2 separate regions of the Homo sapiens genome follow, and region 1 is linked to region 2. Evidence: chromatin contacts called from ENCODE Hi-C or POLR2A ChIA-PET data. All regions are on one chromosome and are shown on one strand. The core of a region is the stretch at or near the end of the contact, and the rest is flanking DNA. Distances in the headings are between cores, read along the strand shown. Region 1 overlaps PREPL (prolyl endopeptidase like). Region 2 has its middle 83 kb from the start of PPM1B-DT.

The links. A loop is a pair of places that touch in the nucleus more often than their neighbours do. ChIA-PET counts read pairs that join two places held with the same protein, here RNA polymerase II (POLR2A). Pooled maps may share reads with other maps.
Region 1: a loop to region 2 is called in a map of heart left ventricle, with 2.0 times the contacts of the local background. The contact joins two enhancer-like sites. A Hi-C loop is called at or near these places in 1 of 168 maps with a recorded cell type or tissue (heart left ventricle) and 2 of 50 pooled maps. POLR2A ChIA-PET finds 5 or more read pairs at or near these places in 5 of 52 experiments (H1, PC-9, T-cell and 1 more).

Annotation. Positions count from the first base shown.
Region 1 is chr2:44,323,847-44,329,581 of GRCh38, forward strand. PREPL (prolyl endopeptidase like) reads right to left here. Exons shown (of 14, transcript NM_001171613.2): 9 at 5,091-5,266; 10 at 2,866-3,082. Among named protein-coding and RNA genes, the nearest start is that of PREPL, 35 kb to the right of the region's middle. Within about 2 kb of position 1,470, at least 4 of the 41 ENCODE cell types and tissues checked have a DNase peak (open chromatin) inside an H3K27ac peak, as active enhancers do.
Region 2 is chr2:44,082,414-44,089,076 of GRCh38, forward strand. No RefSeq gene overlaps it. Among named protein-coding and RNA genes, the nearest start is that of PPM1B-DT, 83 kb to the right of the region's middle. Within about 2 kb of position 4,963, at least 24 of the 41 ENCODE cell types and tissues checked have a DNase peak (open chromatin) inside an H3K27ac peak, as active enhancers do.

The DNA of each region.
Region 1 (5,735 bases), core at 220-2,719, 240 kb after region 2:
TGCTTTGGAAAACAGTATGGTGGTTCATCAAAGAGTTAAGCTTAAGATTACCATATGATCCAGCAATTCCACTCCTGGCATATAATCCCCAAAACTGAAAGCAGGGTCTTAAAGAGATCTGCATACCTATGTTCACAGCAGCATATTCACAACAGCCAAAAGGTGGAAGCAACTCAAGTGTCCATTAACCAAAGAACGAATAAGCAAAATGTGGTATACACATGCAATATTACATGGAATATTATTCAGCCTTAAAAATGAATAAAATTCTGATCCACGCTACAATATGGATGAACCTCAAGGATATAATCTAAGTGAAATAAGCCAGTCACAAAAAATTTTGTATGACTCCACCTATGTGAGGTGTTTGAGTAGTCAAATTCACAGAGACAGAGGCTGTGGGAAGAAGCAAATGGAGAGCTGTTTAATCGGTACAGGGTTTCAGTTTTGTTAAGATGAAAAACGAGTTCTGGAGATTGACTGCATAAGCCTATGAGTGCACTTACCACTACTGAACTATTCACTTAAAAATGGTTGAGATGGTAAATTTTATGGTATTTTACCATAATTAAAAATTTTTAAATGAAAAAAATACACAAGGAATAAAGTCTTTTTGACCAGTTGGACATTTTATATTAAAAGCAAAAAACGCTAAGTAAAGAAACTCTGCAAAATACCCAAGGTGAAAGAAGAGAAAACAACCCATTGGCTTATAATTAGTGTTACAAAATTTAATAAAACGAAGGCTGGGTCGCACATGGTGGCTCATGCCTGTAATCCCAGCACATTGGGAGGCTGAGGTGGGCAAATCACTTGAGCCCAGGAGTTTGAAACTAGCCTGGGTAGCATGGTAAAACCACATCTCTACAAAACAACAACAAACCACAAAAATTAGCAGGGCATGGTGGCACATGCCTGTAGTCCCAGATACTCAGGAGGCTGAGGTGGGAGGATCACCTGAGCCCCAGAGGTCGAGGCTGTAGTGAGCTGTGTTCGTGTGCCATTGCATTCCAGCCTGGGTGAAAGAGCAAAACTCTGACTCAAAAAACAAAACAAAACAAAACAAAAAAACAAAAACCCCACAAAAACAACAAAACAAAAATGAAGGCTGTATTTTTCACTTAGCTTTATTTTCTTCTGTTAACATACTTTTTAGCTTTCCCTCATATTAACATTAACCAAGTATAGTGAGTCATCTGTAATTCTTTTTGGCTGCCTACCATATGAACTTTTTTGCATTTGAAAAACCTCCAACCTTATCAGCTAGAGCCTGCCTCTCACTGTGGAGATACTAAGTGCTAGACTTCTCTTTCCCATTTTTCCCTGCAGCTTGGGAGTAGCTGTGTGACCCATGTGTGACTTGGGTCTATCAACCAGACACATGTGCTTTACACTCTGCATGGAAAGTTAGTGATTCAAAGAAGCAGTGATCACAGATAATTTATTCTGGCAAAAGTGCCACAGCTATATCCAGCTCTAGAAGTTGCACTGGCAGTGTGAGGTGATTTGTGCTTGGCAGTGGCGGCAGTAATAGTTTCATTGGGCCAATTCTATGCCTTTGGCTCTGAAGCCTCTAACACTGGTCTGAAGACACCTACATTTTCCTAATGCCCTTTAATCCCTTTTCTGCTTAAATTAGGGTTGATTTTTGGTGCTTATAAGAAGAATTTGACTTATACATGTATAAAAGGTTGTCTCCTAGTCTTCACTATAATAAGCAACCTAGCATAAATATCCTTCTCATCATTTCCTTTTAAATTTCTAAAAGTCAAAATCTAGTTGCTTTGTCTTTAAACTGTAAATAATTCTGCCATTATCTTTGTGCATAGGCTATTCTCCACATTTTTCTGTTTTTAAAAAATAGACTTACAGGTGACTACTATTTAACACTTATTTACAAGCCCACAGTATAAACTCCCCAACCTCAAAATAAAAAATCCTGAAAATAATTTACTCTCTCCCATCTCAGTCATTATTTTTCAGAGTAACCTAGAAGTAGGAGAATGATAGCAGTGAAACCAACTGCTACAATGTAACTTCGTAATTTCTGACACTGGGAAAAGATAATCATTTTCAGAACAGGGTAAGATATTTCAATTAAAATACGGAAAAACTATGCCCAAACGACCATTAAGAATGGACTATCTAAAAATAAAGAGCCTATAAATCTAGGACTGAAATGTTGATGGGCAGTAGCCTGTCAAGGTGACCAGGAGCCAAAGGACTCAGTGCATTCCAGAGTCACAGCGTGCTTTGCCTGGCTTTCTCAACTGGGACTCATATATGCTTCAGTGCTTTTTCACCAATTCTAAATGTCCTTACAAATACAAATGAGCAATGGAAATAGCCATTAATATCTTTCAGTGGAAAGCCTTAAAGATAATAAAGAACACTGTATCAGAGAAGAATAACGGTTAATAGTTGGATTAAAATAACTTTAGAAGTTCTCCTCAAGCTATAATTCTGAGTTTAAAACTTAAAAGCTTTGTTATACTCCTATGCTATGGTAAAACTGTAACAGAAATGTTTTTCTTTCCTTTTTTTTTTTTTTTTTTGACAATGTCTCACTCTGTTGCCCAGGCTGGAGCACAGTGGTCCACTGCAGCCTCAACCTCTTAAGAGATCCTCTTACCAACAAGCCTGGGTAGGTTTTTTTTTTTTTTTAATTTCTTGCAGAGACAGGGTCTCGCCATGTTGCCCAGGCTGGTCTCGAGCTCCTGGTAAGCAATCTGCCCACCTCAGTTTCCCGAAGTGCTGGGATTACAGGCATGAGCCGCTGTGCCAGCCCAAAAACATTTTTCTTAGAGTAGCCTATGGCTTCACACCTCCCCCATTCTATAAACAGTAGAGACAGAGCGTACTCACCTCCAAAGTCACCGCTCTCACCAGCTCTGGATTAGAATTACACAATGCTCCTGCAAGCACCCCTCCAGCACTGAAAGCAGTCAGGGTTGTTAGACTTGGCTGAGAAAAGCCTTGGCCATGAAGCGTCTTAATGCAAGCCTCTAAATCAGCAAGGCCATTGAGTTTTTTAGTTAGGCGGCCATCAGCGTGCCACTGGAGGCCTAACTCACCACCACCTCTGAAATTGAAGGGCAAAAAAGTTTTAGTGGAAAAAAAAAGTTAATACTGTAGGCTGGGGTCAGCGAACTACACCTGGAGGCCTGTTTTTTGTGTGGCCCTGGAGCTAAGACTGGTTTTTGCTTTTTAAAGGTTGAGTGAAAACAAGGAATGTGCAACAGAAACTGTACGCGGCCTGCAAAGCTTAAAATGTGACTATGTAGCTCTTTAGAGAAAAAGGTTTGCCAACTCCTGATATAGACAATCCAGAATTGATTCAACGAATATATTTTGAGTGCCTGCCCATTTATCAGGGATTAAGTACAGACCTTAAAAGTAGAAACAAACGAAAATCCCCTACCGTGGAGAAGACAGTAATTTTGTGGGGTAAGAAAACAACGACTTACCCAGCAATGTGGTGTCATTGCTACAATACAAGTGTATTTAAGGTATTACAGGAGCAGAGGAAAGAACATCCATCTGCCAGGTGAGGGGTATATACACGAGTCAGGAACACAAATGCTTTTAAGGAGATGATGCCTAAACTGAGTTGTGAAGGAAAAATTTGAGTTTCCAGAGGGCAAAGAAAAGGCATTAAGACACAGATACGACACAGCATGTATAAGGGCAAGGAGGTGACAGAGCATGTCATTTAAAAGACATGACTTTGGGGGCTGGACACAGTGCCTCAAGCCTGTCATCTCAGCATTTTGGTAGGCTGAGGTGAGCAGGTCACTTGAGGTCAGGAGTTTGAGACCAGACTGGCCAACATGGTGAAACCCCCGTCTCTCCTAAAAATAGAAAAAATTAGCCAGGTGTGGTGGTGCGTGCCTATAAGCCCAACTACTCGGGAGGCTGAGGCAAGAGAATTACTTGAACCTGGGAGGCGGAGGTTGCAGTGAGCGGAGATTGCGCCACTGCACTCTAGCCTGGGAGACAGAGTGAGACTCCATCTCAAAAAAATACAAAACAAAATAAAAAAAATAAAAGGACATGATTTTGGAAGGCTGAGGCGGGCGGACTGCTTGAGCTCAGGAGTTCGAGACCAGCCTGGGCAACATTGGAAAACCCTGTCTCTACTAAAATACAAAAAAATCGGGCTGGTACGGTGGCTCATGCCTGTAATCCCAGCACTTTGGGAGGCTGAGGCGGGCGGATCACTTGAGGTCAGGAGTTCGAGACCAGCCTGGCCAACATGGTGAAACCCCATCGCTACAAAAATTTCAAAAATTAGTCAGGAGTTATGGCAGGCACCTGTAATCCCAGCTACTCAGGAGGCTGAGGCAGGAGAATCGCTTGAACCCTGGCCAAGATCATGCCACTGCACACTCCAGCCTGGGCGACAGAGCAAGATTCTATCTCAAAAAAAAAAAAAAAAAAATTCAGACAGTGTGGTGGTGTGCGCCTGTAGTCCCAGCTACTCAGGAGCCTGAAGCATGAGAATCACTTGAACCTGGGAGGCAGAGGTTGCAGTGAGCCGAGATTGTGCCACTGCACTCCAGCCTGGGCGACAAAGCAAAACTGTCTCAAACAAAAAAAAAAAAAAAAAAAAAAAAAGGGTCTGATGCTAAATGCCGCTACAGAGATCCATCAGACCATTAGGAGTATTATACTGGGGAATCTGGACTGTGTTCTAGAGATGGGGAGGTGGAGAAGAATTTTAAGCAGAAATACAAAATAATATTTGTGTCTTGAAAACAGCTGAAATAAAATGGAAGTTAAATGGAAAACAGTTCAGATTCAGAGGCTACTTAAACCTGAATTCAGGAGAACTGAAAGGAAATAATAATATTACTAAATAAGTACAGAGTCTGGTACCTCTATGCAAAAATCCTAAAAACCTATCCTTTTGCTTTTTGGATCAACTAATCTGTTAAAGAATCAAGTTTCACCAGTGCTGGTTTAGGAATACAAAAATTGAATAATAAGAATGAAAAAAATAAGCTTTTGTTCCCTGATATATATTGTTATTCTTGACATCTCTCACAATGGTCTAGCACTTACATGCCAGGTAAAATATACTGACTCACCGAACATGGCAGTATGCTAATATCCATCCATCATCCACCAGGACCCGCCTCTCAGGCCTGAAATTCATTTTCAAATCCATTCCATAAGCTCCATATACATGTACCAAGAGAGGTTTCTTCTGCAAGTCCTCAGAGTCAGTTTTGTGGAAAACAGTCATTGGCACTAATTTTCCATCCTAGAAATGAAGAATTACTATGTATGTAAAGAAGAGTCTTTTATAATAACTGTTTTATCCCAATTTAAAATACATTGAGGTGCACTGTCCCCACTTGTGTGCTACCTACTGATGTTGAGCACAAATTTGTTTAAGAAAAAGAATTATGGTCTCTAAAAATAAATCATGGCTTTTGGTTTCAGCTACCTTGCTGTCCTACAGTATTAACCAGAAAAGAGCAGCAAGACTGGCCTGAAAACATTTTATTAAATGCAGCTTTTCATGACAATAATGTAATTTTAAAGAGTTCTTCACTACCTACTATAATTTTAAATTTTCAGATGAAACCAAAATACTTACCAAGGTTAGAAGTCCTAGTATAGCACTCTTCCTATGCCTAAGAGCTAGATATTGGCATTTTTCACTTTTGAGTATCTACAAATATGCTGACTAAAGTCTTACCAGCTCAATTTTCTATATCCTCTGTAGT
Region 2 (6,663 bases), core at 3,713-6,212:
CAAACTCTGATTTGGCCCTGTCATGCCCCAGGGCACAGGAGAAAGTCCAAGCTACTCAGTAAGACTTTAAAGGAATTTGGTTGCTGGTGCCTGCTGACCTTCCCATACTCAAATGCTGGCACATCAGGACTTGAAACCCTTCTAGATTCTCGAATCGAGTGCTCTTCTCAAGACATCATACTGCCTCCTCAAAGACACTCTCCTGGTTGTTCTCATTCCACATGTGATACCTGCAGAGGTGACTCCTGCCTCTCTGGCACAGGGCATTTTGAGTAAACCCTGTTCTGAAATAAACAGAATGTCACAAAGTAGGTTGGACATGAAGGGTATTGTGTCTTTGAACACATAATATAATCAGTGGAGGTCACAGAATGAACTAGTGATCAAAGTGAATCAAAAGGAAATTAAAAGTGGACCGGGCGCAGTGGCTCACATCTGTAATCCCAGCACTTTGGGAGGCTGAAGTGGGTGGATTACCTGAGGTCAGAAGTTTGAGACCAGCCTGGACAACATGGTGAAACCCCGTCTCTACTAAAAATACAAAAATTAGCCAGGCGTGGTGGCCGGCGCCTGTAATCTCAGCTACTCGGGAGGCTAAGGCAGAATTGCTTGAACCCGGGAGGTAGATATTGCAGTGAGCCAAGATCCTGCCGCTACACTCCAGCCTGGGTGACACAGCCAGAGTCCATCTCAAAAAGAAAAAAAAAAGGGAAATTAGAAGTGTTTATTAGGCAACACTGCACTCACACTGGAGCCCGCCAATACTGCACAATGATCTGTGCCAGCCCCACTTTGCAATTCTCCCACAAGAAGCCAATGTCTCCAGGGAGCAGACAATGACCCACTGCTTATATTTCAGTCTGGATTAGTTCACAACTGAGCTGTCACTTCCAGCGGTCTTCTGTGGGGTTTGATGTGCCCCCTTGCCAAGGACAGCAATGTGAGTCCTGAGACTTTTGGCCCACTGCTGTCCCAGCGGCCTTGGGCATTTCTGGTACAAAGGGTAAGAGTGTCAGAAACCTGTGAGATTGAAAGGCCTTTAACAGCTTCTATTAAATGTTTGCTTATTCATTTATCTAAAAAATATTTATCCAAAAAATATTTATCCAGCATATACTACATGTCAGGCACTAGACTACGTGTGAAGAGATAATGGTGAGCAAGACAGGTGGGGTCTGGCTTTGGTACTCTTGATGCTTCTAGTTAGCTTAGGGTTTAAACAAGTGATTTTCATAAATCATGATTCCAGCTTTGATAAGGGACATATAGAATGGTATGGAAACACAGTGCAAGAACAGCCAAAGCCAGGGGGCTGCGGTAGGAACACTGAGGCCAGGAATTTGAGACTGCAATGTGCTGTGATCACCCATATGAATAGCCAGTATACTTTAACCTGGGCAACATAGAGAGACTCTTTAAAAAAAAGTTAGGGCCGGGCGCGGTGGCTCACTCTTGTAATTCTAGCATTTTGGGAGGCCGAGGCGGGCAGATCACTTGAGGTCAGGAGTTCGAGACTAGCCTGGCTAACATACAGGCTGGTCTCTACTAAAAATACACGTGCCTGTAATCCCAGCTACTTGGGAGGCTGAGGCAGGAGAATCACTTGAACCAAAGAGGCAGAGATTGCAGTGAGCCATGATCGCACTGAGCCAAGATCGCGCCACTGCACTACAGCCTGGGCGACAGAGCTATACTCTGTCTCAAGAGTGGAAAAAAAAATAGGAAAAAATATAATAAAAGAATAGTTAACCAAGTGTGGAAGGAGTAAGAGGTGGCTTCCAGGAAGAAATGATTCTTAACCTAAGACCTCAAGGATGGTGTGTAGGAACTAGTCAGAAAAGGATAGCGGCAGCTATAGCCAGTAGAGGTGCTAGCATGTGCAATGTGCAGAAATTGGCAGCCAGAGAAACAGTTTCAGACTGCATATCTGATTATATCAACCCACACCCTCATAGTGCACACTTTTTGCTGCCTCTCCAAAAGACCGTTTCCCTCTCCCTCCCTCCTTGCTGGCAGAAAACTCCTTCTATGAGACAGGCTCCCTAGTTCCTTCTACTAGGCCTTGGGCACATAACCTAATTGTGGCCAGTGAGGCTGACATAAATTCTCTGCTTGGCCAAACTCTAGTCAGCCTTCTGAACTTTCTCCTAGGCCCATCTGTATACTTCCTTGTAAAATCCAGTTTTAGCAAAAACCCCGCTAAGTCAATTTGGCAAGAATATCCCACTCTCAATGTCTGATCGCCTTTAATATCTGACTGAGTTCCTCATTCTCCATCATCTTCCAGATGATAACTGATAACCATGGGCTGCCTTCAACAAGAATCCTGTCAGGTCAGTTTAGCCAGAATTTCCCCTAACCCACTCGGATGCCTTTCTCTCTCCCTCCCTCCCTCCCTCCCTCCCTTCCTTCCTTCCTCTCTCTCTTTTCTTTCTTTCCTTCTTTCTCTCTCTCCTTTCTTTCTTTCCTTATTTCTCTCTCTCTTTCTTTTCTTTTCCTTTTTTTTGGTCTTTCTTTCCTCCCTTCTTCCTTCCTTTCTTCCTTTCCTTCCTTTCTTCCTCCCTTCCTTCCCTTCCTTTCTATTCTCAGGGTCTCACTCTGTTGCCCAGTCAGGAGTGCAGTGACGCGATTGTAGTTTACTGTAACCTTGAACTTCTGGGCTCAAGCGATCATCCCACCTCAGCCACCTGAGCAGCTGGGACTACAGGCGTGCACCACCATGCCCAGCTAATTTTTTTAGTTTATGTAGAGATGAAGTCTTGCTACCTTGCCCAGGCCAGTCTTGAACTCCTGGCGTCAAGCCTCCCACCTCAGGCTCTCAAAGTGCTGGGATTACAGGTGATAGCCACTGTGTCCAGCTTATGTTTTCTCTTAGTAATTTTCCATCCACTGCCCCCCCAACCACAACCCTGCTTCTTAGCTTAAATTCCCAGTGGCCCTTGCTGTCAGAGTTGAGCTCAATCTCACTTGCACTGGAAAATCCCATTTCAGTAGTCCCTACACCTATGACAATGGTCCTGAATAAAGTCTTCCTTACTGTGCTTTAACCAGTATCATTAAATAATTTTTTTTTGTTAACAGGGCCTGAGGGCAAGTCTGTTTGGGGGTTTCTGGGAAAGGTTTTCCTCCTTTGTAAAAAGTTGCGAGGAAAAAAAATTTAACTTTCTTTGGCTAGATGGAGTCATGTCTATACGATACCTGGGACTGAGGCAGCTACTTTGTGGCCATAAGGTAACAAACCTAAGGACAAGTCCAATAGGCTAAGGATAGTGAAGATAAAAGGATCCTTCATGACAATATTGACCACCCCAAACTACTCTGGAAGCACCTGTCTTTTGCTTTTTGTTATATGAGATAATAAATATCCTTATGTTTAAGTCACTTCTAGTTGGGTCTTCTGTTATATGTAGCTAAAAAACCTTCTCACCAATACAGCCCTTAAATAGTTGGCTGGGCGCAGTGGCTCACGCCTGTAATCCCAGCAATTTAGGAGGCCGAGGCAGGTAGATCACCTGAGGTCAGGAGTTCGAGACCAACCTGGACAATATAGTGAAACCCCATCTCTACTAAAAATACAAAAATTAGGCCAGGCGTGGTGGCTCACGCCTGCAATCCCAGCACTTTGGGAGGCCAAGGTGGACAGATCACTTGAGGTCAGGAGTTTGAGACCAGCCTGGCCAAGATGGCAAAACCCCGTCTCTACCAAACATACAAAAATTAGCCGGACATGCTGGCGGACGCCTGTAATCCCAGCTACTCCGGAGGCTGAGGCAGGAGAATCACTTGAACCCCAGTGGCAGAGGTTGCAGTGAGCAGAGATCCTGCCACTGCACTTCAGCCTGGGTGACAGAGTGAAACTCTGTCTCAAAAAAAAAAAAAAAAAAAAAACCTTTAAATTATGTATGTATGTATTTATTTATTTTAGTAGACACGGGGTCTCAATATGTGGCCCAGGCTAGTCTTCAACTCCTGGGCTCAAGCAATCCTTCCACCTTTGGCTTCCCAAACCCATTATTTTTAGAATGAAGAAGGAATTCTCTTGTGACTCCCAAGGCCCTACTTGACCCCTGGGAAGTGTGCTCTTCTGTTTTCCCCCGCGCTCTAGCACCACTCGCCTTCTTTCACCTCCCTCTCCCCTGCAAGAAAAAACCTTTCATACCCGCGGCTCTCTCTGCCAGGAGAACCCTTCCTCCTCCATTCCCCTACCTGGTTCTCAGCACTTTGAGGTGGTTTGTAACGCAGCAAAACTGATCCAAAAGTAAAATGAGTTTGTGTTTGTTTTCATCAAGTTAAAAACCAACTCATTTTCCTTTTGTGTATCATCTGCAGGGGAAAAGCAATAATGCGCAGTTGACCTTCCCCGACCCCGGGCCCAGCGCATTTCTGGGGCATCTCCCAGCATGCTGCTTGTGTCCTGCAGAAAGCTCCGCAGCCTCCTTCTCGCATTAGCCTGACGGGAAAGTAAATTAGGGCTATTCCACCCCTGCACTCCCTCCCCCGCCCCAGTCCCAGCGAAGCCCGAAGCAAAACCCCAAATCTTGTAGCCCTCTGCGATTAGCCTGGCCATGCCACTGCTTCTCCCTCCAGGACTGGAAATCTGGGAACTGCTTTCATTAAGGGTGCCCAGCCTTGAGGATTGTGTCCCCGCCCAGTTTTAGCTAGAAGTTATTCTGGCAAGAGTTCACGGTGTCTGACTCCTTTTATAAAAAGAAGGCTCCCAGGAATCAGAAGCCAGACGGGACAGCGCAGTAACGCCCAATGGCCCGGATTACGCAGCCCTCGTTTTCCTCTAGCTGAGGTCACGGAGGAGCTTCTTGCCCCTCTGTGGGTTTCTTCCCTTCCCCGCGCCTTTCCAGCGCCGGCCAGTTCTCCCCCAGTTCCCTTCCAGCCGTCCCAGGTCCGCTTCCCCTGGGCCCGGAGCCGCCGCGCCATTGAGGACACTCTCCTCGAGGTGGCAGTAGAGAGCCGTTCACTGCCCAGTCCGCTGACGTCACCTTGTTTACCCGGCTCCGGGTCATTTTTAGATCTAAGATCACAGGATGTTAATTGGGCCAATGATTTCCCATTCATTTGGGCAAAAGGCCCTCCTACTGGGCGTTCGGACAAGTACGATGTCCTTCTTGATACATATTGCTGCGGGGAGTATTTATTTGCAAACACTTGTAGTTTCATCTTCAGGAGATAAGGGTGCTACCAGTGGCTCCATGCTATGGGCTTTTTAGGGTCACTTGAGTTTTGGAGCCTGAATGAGGGTGGCATTAACTGGGGAGAGAAGAAAGGGTAGATATTACAGTGGTGTTTGGGGAGGCATCCTTAGAGCCAGCAGAGAGCCTCCAGAGGGAATCTGCCTTTTTACTTCACCTTCCCTTCCCCTTGTAAAGTAACCACTGCAGTCAGTCAGCAGGAAAGCCTTTGGACTTTGGAACTTGGAGGGAGAAGGAAAGCAGCTGATTTGGCCTAATTGTGTCCTGATTAGTCGTGGGAAGACACCTTGTAACTTAGGGGCCAAGAGGCCCCTGCTTTGGATGCTCTCACCCAGGAATTGGGTCTGAATGCCTCAGAGCCATAAATCACACGTTTCACACACTGGAACTTTTCATCCCAACAGTAGCAAGCACACACTATTTCTTACGGGTCACTCCTAGCTACCCAGCTGCGGATGAGGAAAGGTGAGGCACACAGCAGCTGAATGACCGAGCTCACTCTCTCATCTCCAGGCCCTGCCTAGTTTTAGCAAAAGTAAAAGCATCAAAAGCACCGGGACGCCTGCTCTTCCAGCGCCAGGTTTGGTGGGTGGGGAATGGAAGGAGCTGGGAGTTTGTCTCCGACTGTTCCAGAGGCAAAATAAGCAAATACAAGCAAAAAGGATCAGCTGTGAGATCCTTTACAAGACAGCAGAAGCGTCTTATGCTAAGGAGAAGAAAGAGAAAAGCTATAATGTTAAAAACAAATGAGCCTTAGAAGTTTTTAAAGTGCCTGCTCCTTCCTCTCTACCTCCCATTCCACCTTTTTACATGCTGCTGCAGCTGCCATATGAATACCAACTCCCAGAAAGGGCAAAAGCGCTCTTCCTAGTTTGCAGTCCACTGGAGTGATCAGGCTAGGCTGAAGAGATAGATGGTTTTCATGCAGGCAAGAAGAGAAGGAAAATTCGATTCAGTTCAATTCAACAACCATTTCTTGAGCTCCTATTCTGCGTCAACTACTCAGACAGGCAATTTAGCTTATGAAAACATGGAAAGATACCATTCCTGCCACTGTGGAACTTTGAGTCTTGATGAGTGTATAGACATGGGGAGCTTTTTGTTCCCTTGGTAAAGCACAGGATGAAAGAAGGATGGAGAGAGACATTACATTGCAATAGAAAGGGAGAATGCCAAGTGAATGGCTTTGAAAAGCATTTCTCCACTCTGCTGTGGCATCTGCTTAAAAGTAGTGTTGAGGACAGAACCTGGAAACAGTGGGAGAGCTGCTTGGCAGAGAACAGGAGTCCCACACTACAGGCACTCGGACCTCTAAGGAGGCTGAGAGAGGCTGAAAGAGAAGAGAGGAAGCCACTTGCTCAGAGATCAAACTGGACATTGAAGGGCAGGGATTTTGGCAAAAGTTAAGAAGCATCACAGAACCATGCAAGGAAAGTACAGGGGTGTGGAGCATCCCCTA